2 separate regions of the Mus musculus genome follow, and region 2 is linked to region 1. A link is a loop called in an ENCODE intact Hi-C map of the cell type or tissue named here. Cell type or tissue: left cerebral cortex. All regions are shown on one strand. Each heading gives the region's core, and the rest is flanking DNA. Links, peaks and the distances in the headings are about the cores only.

The links. Hi-C counts contacts between places; a loop is a spot of excess contacts. Peaks named below come from ENCODE experiments on the same cell type or tissue, not always from the same donor. Only the 100,000 strongest peaks of a DNase experiment are listed, where the experiment ranks them.
Region 2: it touches region 1 in a loop (5-fold over the local background); 3 of 42 quality-filtered maps call a loop at or near these places.

What each region holds. Positions count from the first base shown.
Region 1 is chr7:40,895,645-40,898,865 of GRCm38, forward strand. It overlaps A230077H06Rik (RIKEN cDNA A230077H06 gene), which reads right to left and starts at 2,680. Exons shown (of 5, transcript NR_040329.1): 1 at 2,555-2,680. It also overlaps a transcript of Vstm2b not described here. In left cerebral cortex, for the core only: a CTCF peak has its summit at 1,604; DNase peaks (open chromatin) are centred at 1,579, 2,241, 2,635 and 2,818; H3K4me3 peaks cover 724 bases; H3K27ac peaks cover 469 bases.
Region 2 is chr7:40,822,550-40,825,770 of GRCm38, forward strand. No RefSeq gene overlaps it. Among named protein-coding and RNA genes, the nearest start is that of Gm51479, 69 kb to the right of the region's middle. In left cerebral cortex, for the core only: no CTCF peak of the experiment used is centred there; DNase peaks (open chromatin) are centred at 1,554, 1,912, 2,739 and 2,950; H3K27ac peaks cover 863 bases.

The sequences.
Region 1 (3,221 bases), core at 516-3,015:
CTGAACGTTCATAAAATGCTCTCACAGATCCATCATCCGTAACAGGAAACCATGCCCCTCATACAAACAGTGTGCATGCTAGCAAGGCATCTCTGCAGGTGCTGGAGGGATATTTGCAGTGGGTAGGGCTAAATTGCTGTGTCCCTAGAGAGAAGCACCCCCCCCTTAGAGAACACACAGGAGCCTGCATTAGCACTCTGGCCCACCAAGGACAGGTAAGGAAAAAATCTGGCTCTCTTTTCAGAGGTAGTAGCCAGGCCAGAACAAGGTAGGAATCCCAGAGCTCCTGCCTATCACTAGGAAACTCCAGCAAAGGCGGCCAAGAGCCACTCTTGGCTACTGAAGGTGTTCATTCTTGACTCTAGCACACCTGTATGTTAAAGGTAGTGAGGAAGGTCATATTCTGTCCTCCATCTACCTGGGCAGGCAAGCAGCTTCTATTAACACAGAGCTGAATAGGTCAGCTCTGCTCTTTTTCAGGAGCTCTAGGTTTTCTTGATGTGGAAGATGGTTGTATATGTTGGAAAGAAAAAAAAAGGAATGAAAAAGAGAAGGGAGAAGAAAAAATAACCCAAAGTAAGAAAGACCTAGGTTGACTTGGCCAGTTGTGTGATTTTAGGAAAGTTCCACAAGTTCTCTGAGCCTTAACTACCTCGCCCCAAACATGCACCGAAACCACCTCATCTAGCTATCCCTGTGCTGAAAGCCAGAGACGCCCCAGTGACCAATGTAGACAAAAGCTTTGCAGACATTAACCAAGGACGACAATAAGTAAAAGACATTGAATCGTATTACGGAAGGTGATTACTTCCAAGGAAAGGGACATAAAGACAAACAGGGAGCCCTGAGGGAGGGAGCTCCAGACTGCAGAGTTAAACATCAGTTAGAGGTAGGTGAGCCTAGCTAAGAAAGTGTCCTCCTTACAAAAATCAGAGCATGAATATTAGGAAGAGGTATATCTTAGCCAGATAGCGTAGCTGATGCAAAGGCCCTAGGGTGGGCCTAGTGTGTTGCACTGCAGGAGGGAGGATCTTGTCCAGAGAGGAGCCAGGGGAAGGATAGAAGGGAGGGAAAGGTAAAGATGAAGAAGGCAATCAGTTGACCTTGGGAGTCCCCTGGTATTTGTACTGACTGGAGCGGGAGCCACTGTAGGCTTCTGAGTAGGAGAGGGTGGTCTTATAGGTTTGATAAGGACCTCTTAGCTGTCATGTTGAGAACTGATGCATAGAAAGTGTGCACCCAGTGTCTGCTATGTGACACGCACACGATGTCAAGCAGCTATTACTATTATTCTACTACGACAGTAACACCAACGTATGACACAGGCAAAAAAATCCCCACCAGACAGAACGGGTGGAAAGAATCCACAGACCTTCAGAGTGACCAAAGCGTACCTCCCTGTAGCTGCTGGCATCCCTCCAGCAAGCCTGGTCACTGGCCATCAGTCCTTGATTGAATCTGGTACTGGGAGAGAAACTCACTGCCTCTCCAAACAAGCCAATGCACAGTGGGATAGCTCATGTCATCATATCCCTGCTTGGAATCAATTCTCCAACTGCTCCCTTAGAAACCTGCCATGGTCCTCCTGTGTAGCACGATGCAAGTCTGCCCCCTCCCTTCAAAAGCTGAGGACGGCAAGAGACCTGCAAGGTCTTGCATTCACAGACCTATGGTGGTTTCTAAAGAGTGGTGGAATGTTCAGGGGGAGGCAGGCCAAAGTATGTATACATATATGTAGAGGGAACAGGCAATGGGGACCCTGAATGAAAGGTCTACAAGGCTTTCTGCTCACAGAGCATCAGCGAGTGACCACAGGGTGAAAATGACCCATTGGCCACATAAGGAAGAGGAGGGGCAGAAGAATGCAGTGCCCGTGGTCCTCACTGGTGAGGGGAAAGCTTACAAAGAGCTACCAGCTTCTTCTCTGGAACTGTGTTCCTGTTGTCTTAGACAAGGGTGGCCACTGGGAAATTATTTCCTTTTTGGTCTTCTGTCTTCACTAACCAGTAGCTCATTGTCAGAGATACTTGGAGAGCTCTAGCATTCAGGGGAAGTTCACTGGGATGTGCCTCCATAAGTTAAGATAAAGCCAAGTAATGAGACCAGACCAGACCACTAGCTGGGGGATCCCTTGAGGAAGAGAGAGACCCAAGGAGAGCTCTATGGCTCTCCCAAGCCCTTGTGCCTGGACTGAACTATCTCATCCACCCACACACCCCTTAGGAAGGCAGACTGAACTCTCTAGGTGGCTAAAAGATATGACCCATTCTAGGTGAAGGCCAGGGAAGGTTCAGGGATACAGAAGATGCAAGCGTGGAGGATGGGCTCTGGAACGTGTACTCCACCTCTGCCTGCTTCCACCCGGGGGCTGGAGGATCCCCTTTGCTTTGGGTACAGAGTGGGAAATGGCCAGGAAGAGCTTGCTTGCAAGGACACAGGGACTAGCCCTCTCTCTGGGCAGGAAGACGGTCCCCACCCAGAAACCTCCTGAGCCCTGAGTCGTGCCCGGCGCTCCCCATTTCACCCCACCCGCACCACCTCTGCTGTCACTCACGGCCACTGCCTGCTGGCTCCCTGGTGCGCTCCGCGCCACAGGCACCTGCTCGCCCGGCGCTGGACGCTCAGTTCTTGTTCCCACACTGCGGACTCCTAGTCTTCACTGTCACTTGGTCTTGCTGCTGGCCGGACATAGCACTCCTCCCTTCTTGCATTCCCCTGGAGCCCACCCACCCGCCATGGCCCGGGTCTGGGCCAAAGAGTGGCGTGGCTCGTGGTCCAAACCTGGGTAAGGAGTTGGAGACACTGGGGGCTGCGGAGAGGGTGGGGGACACACAGAAAGCAGGGTGGAGCAGCTGTCTCCAGAGATGGACACTGGGAAGAAGCCAGGAGTTTGGGTGGGAGGACCCCCTAAGCAAAGCAGACGCGGGGTGGGGTTGCGCTGCAGCTAGAGAGATGGTGGTCGCTACGAATGACCCCGCGGCGGGGGCGGGAGGTGGGGGACGACGGGGTAGGGGCGGGGCGGACTCCGAGAGGAGGGCGGGGGTGATGCTGTGGAGGAGGCTGCTCGCCACCCAGCCACTGACCGCCCCCTCCATTCCTCTCCCCTCCCCCCTTTCCCCGCCTCTCTCGGGCTGCGGGTCGGCCACGCTGGACCCGCTCTCCCCGCGCTGCGCTACGGTCGGACGCCAGGTCTGCACGCCGCGGCTGAGCGCCCACTCGCC
Region 2 (3,221 bases), core at 512-3,011, 73 kb before region 1:
GCTGTTCAGAGGGAAGACCAGGTAGAGAAAGCAAATATCATATCCTCTTGTAGCTCAACTCACATCTCTCAACAGCTAAGCCTCAGTGGGTAGTTCTATTTGGCAGTGGGTAAATGCCCTTGGTGTGCAGCAGAGGCTAGATGGGCATTAAGTAGGCATGCTTGTCTCCCCAGAATCCATGCCACAGACAGCTACAACTGAGACTCCAACCTGGCAACACTGACCAGCTGGGAAGCCACATCTGGTTAGTTTCTAATTACAAGGAAGTGTATAACATGAACTTCCTACTCAAACCTCAAACTGTACCCTCTGCAAACCAGGCTATATTGGCTTGTCATTTGTAGATGCTTCTAGGTCATTGTTTCAGAGGGGATCCTGGCCAGAGGGGCTTCAGCCCTAGTACTGAAATTAAAAGGAAAGGGTTCAGGGTCCTGAGCTTTGAGCCCTCATAAAAGAACACTGAGCTCTACATACAAATATTCCAGCACATGAGAGCCGAGAGATGCTTGTGCACACGAGATGGCTATGTCATTGTCCAGAATTTTCTGCTACTAATTTAGCAAGTGCTGACCCCTTGAGGTGCAAATTACAGCATCTTATCTCAGGAGCACACAGGAAGGAGAAGTCAGCCAGCAGACCCACTGGCTGTCAGTACCACAAAGTACTTAGATGAAACACCCTGGGGACTAGAAAACTTCCTAGGAGAGGCGATACCTGACATTTGGGTCTTGAAGAGTGCTTAGAAGTTTGCCTCCAAGGATAGGATGGGACTAAATGTTACAGACAGTAAGCATCAGCTAGGGGCAAGGAGTCAGGAATACTTAAGCCTCAGCCAGCATCCTACATTTTGTTCTACGGAGAATGTGGATCCTAAGTACCACACCAAGGCCCATCAAAGGATCAGGGGAATGGCATGCAATGGTGTTGTGGTCCATTCAGGATGTTTTAACAAGACAGACTCAGTGACTTAAAACAATAGAAAGGTATTCTTAATAGTACTGGAGAATTCAGAAATATAAGGCCAATGTGCCAGCAGGTTTAGTGTTAGTTGAAGTTCCCTTCATCACAAACAGTTGTCTTCTGAATACATCCACAACTTCAGTGGAAGGGATGAGAAATATCCTTAAGCCTCTCTTATGAGATATGGTTCATTAGTGAAACTCCTCTCAAATCCCCTGCTTGTGCAAACTACTACCTCAGGGCTAGGATATCAATGCATTGGCAGGGCTATATGTTATAAAAGCCTATAATACTACTTAGGAGGTCTAGGCAGGAGGTTATTAAGTTCACAGCCAACATTATCAGTTTAGTAAGATTCTGTGTCAAAATTACAAGTTAAAAGGGGGCCTTAGATGGAGCTCAGTGTTCCAGTGCCTGCCTAACATGTGCAGGGACATGAGTTACATCCATAGAACCACAAGCATGGGGAAGGGATGGGGATGTAACTTAGCAGAACAGTTCTTGCTTAACGTATGTAATGCCGTAGGTTGCATGGCCAGTACTGCAGAAAGGGAAAGGGAAGAAGTGAGGGGGTGTGGGATTTGAAGTAGTGTGGGAGCACTCAAAAGAGCAAGGAATTCAGAACTTGCCAAGAAGTAAACTACCCAAGAAAGAAAGATCTTCTGATCATTGATCATGTTGCTGACATTCCTCATCCATATCACTTTCCTTGCTTCCTACCGTTTCATGTTAATCCCCAATTGAGAATACAGCACAGATAACAAATGTAAGGCATAGAGTGTAAGTGGATGCTAGACCCTAGGCAAAACTCTGTATACACTGTGGTGACTAATCTTTCCACATCCCCAATTTACTTCTCTTTGTGTAAATTGCCACCTACTAAGAAAGAAGAGCCCTCCAAACAACAAGCATTTTGAACTCAAGCCCAGACTCCCTCTAAAACCCTATAAGCATTTGGCACCCAGACTATGGGAACAAGGAATGCATAAGGAAGAGGTTCACACATCACCTCAAAGAATGGTACAGTACTGGCGATTCTTGGACAGTGATAGGCAGAGTAAGAGGACACGCACCATGAAAAAACTGTGGTGCACATAAGGACTTCAAGACAATACCCAGCCAGACATTGTGACCTGTGATCTCAGTAGTCAAGAAGCTGAGCAAATAGGACCACAAGTTCTAGGTCTGAGCTCTATTTGGAGACTCTGTCACAAACAAATTAAATAGGCCCTGGCAGTCCACTCTCTGGGACTAGAAGTTGACTGTCTATGAATGTAATAGTGAAGATGGATATTACCTATAGAATATCTGCAAGCAAGAAGTCATATGACAAGAGTAGATAACAAAGGAGATTAACCTAATCATGGCACTCCCAGAAAACTAGAATCTGTTTTGAAATGGGGGCGAGGGAACAAGTTTTTAAAGTATAGTTCAGTTCTAAATATGACAGGTTTTCTGGATCCTAAGTTAAATATGGTTAAAATCACTACAGAGGTGTGAGAACTCTGAAGACTTTGGAAGCTGCAAACCTATGGAGTCTCTGTGTTTTCTATCTCCAAGCTCAGTCTTTTCCAGGTGCATGGCTGGGTGACTATGAGCACGCCAGGTGTGGAGATCACAGGCACTAAGAAGCATTGTCAACATTGTGAGGCGTGGACTCACAAACATGCACACATACATATACACACACATGCACATACACACATATGCCCACACGCTCAGTGGTGCACATCATCCGCTCTCAGTTGAGACAACAGAGAGCCAGCATGAAATGCTGCCAGCAGATGGGAGCCCACTGAAATGCCAGCCAGAAGAAATAGCCTCACGGCTCAAAAACAAAATTCCAGTTTAGCGAAACCCCCTCTTCTTTTCTCTTTCCTCAGAGAAAATTCCTGTGTCGGCACCCAGAGCCGTGGCAGTCTGAGCTGAGCTGTTATTCTGGACCACCACCCCATCTTGCATGTTAAGTACAAAATGGAAAAATGCCTCAAATTGGGAAATGGGGCTACAGTCCCAGATGGTGTCTGAACATGCATAAATTTGGTTGCTGGGTGAACAGATGGAAACTTGAAGGGAAATTTGAAAAAAAAAAATCACATTCTTCTGCCAGACCACTCCCAGGCTGAAGAAGAAGGGCTGTCACTTAGCTGGCAGAGGCTTGATCTTCCAGCCTGTGGGATGGGGTGGAAATCATACTGTGTTTAAAGGTGAGACCAATAAGATGGAGGCTGACCTCCTCTAGCCTTTGTGTGCAGGCACAT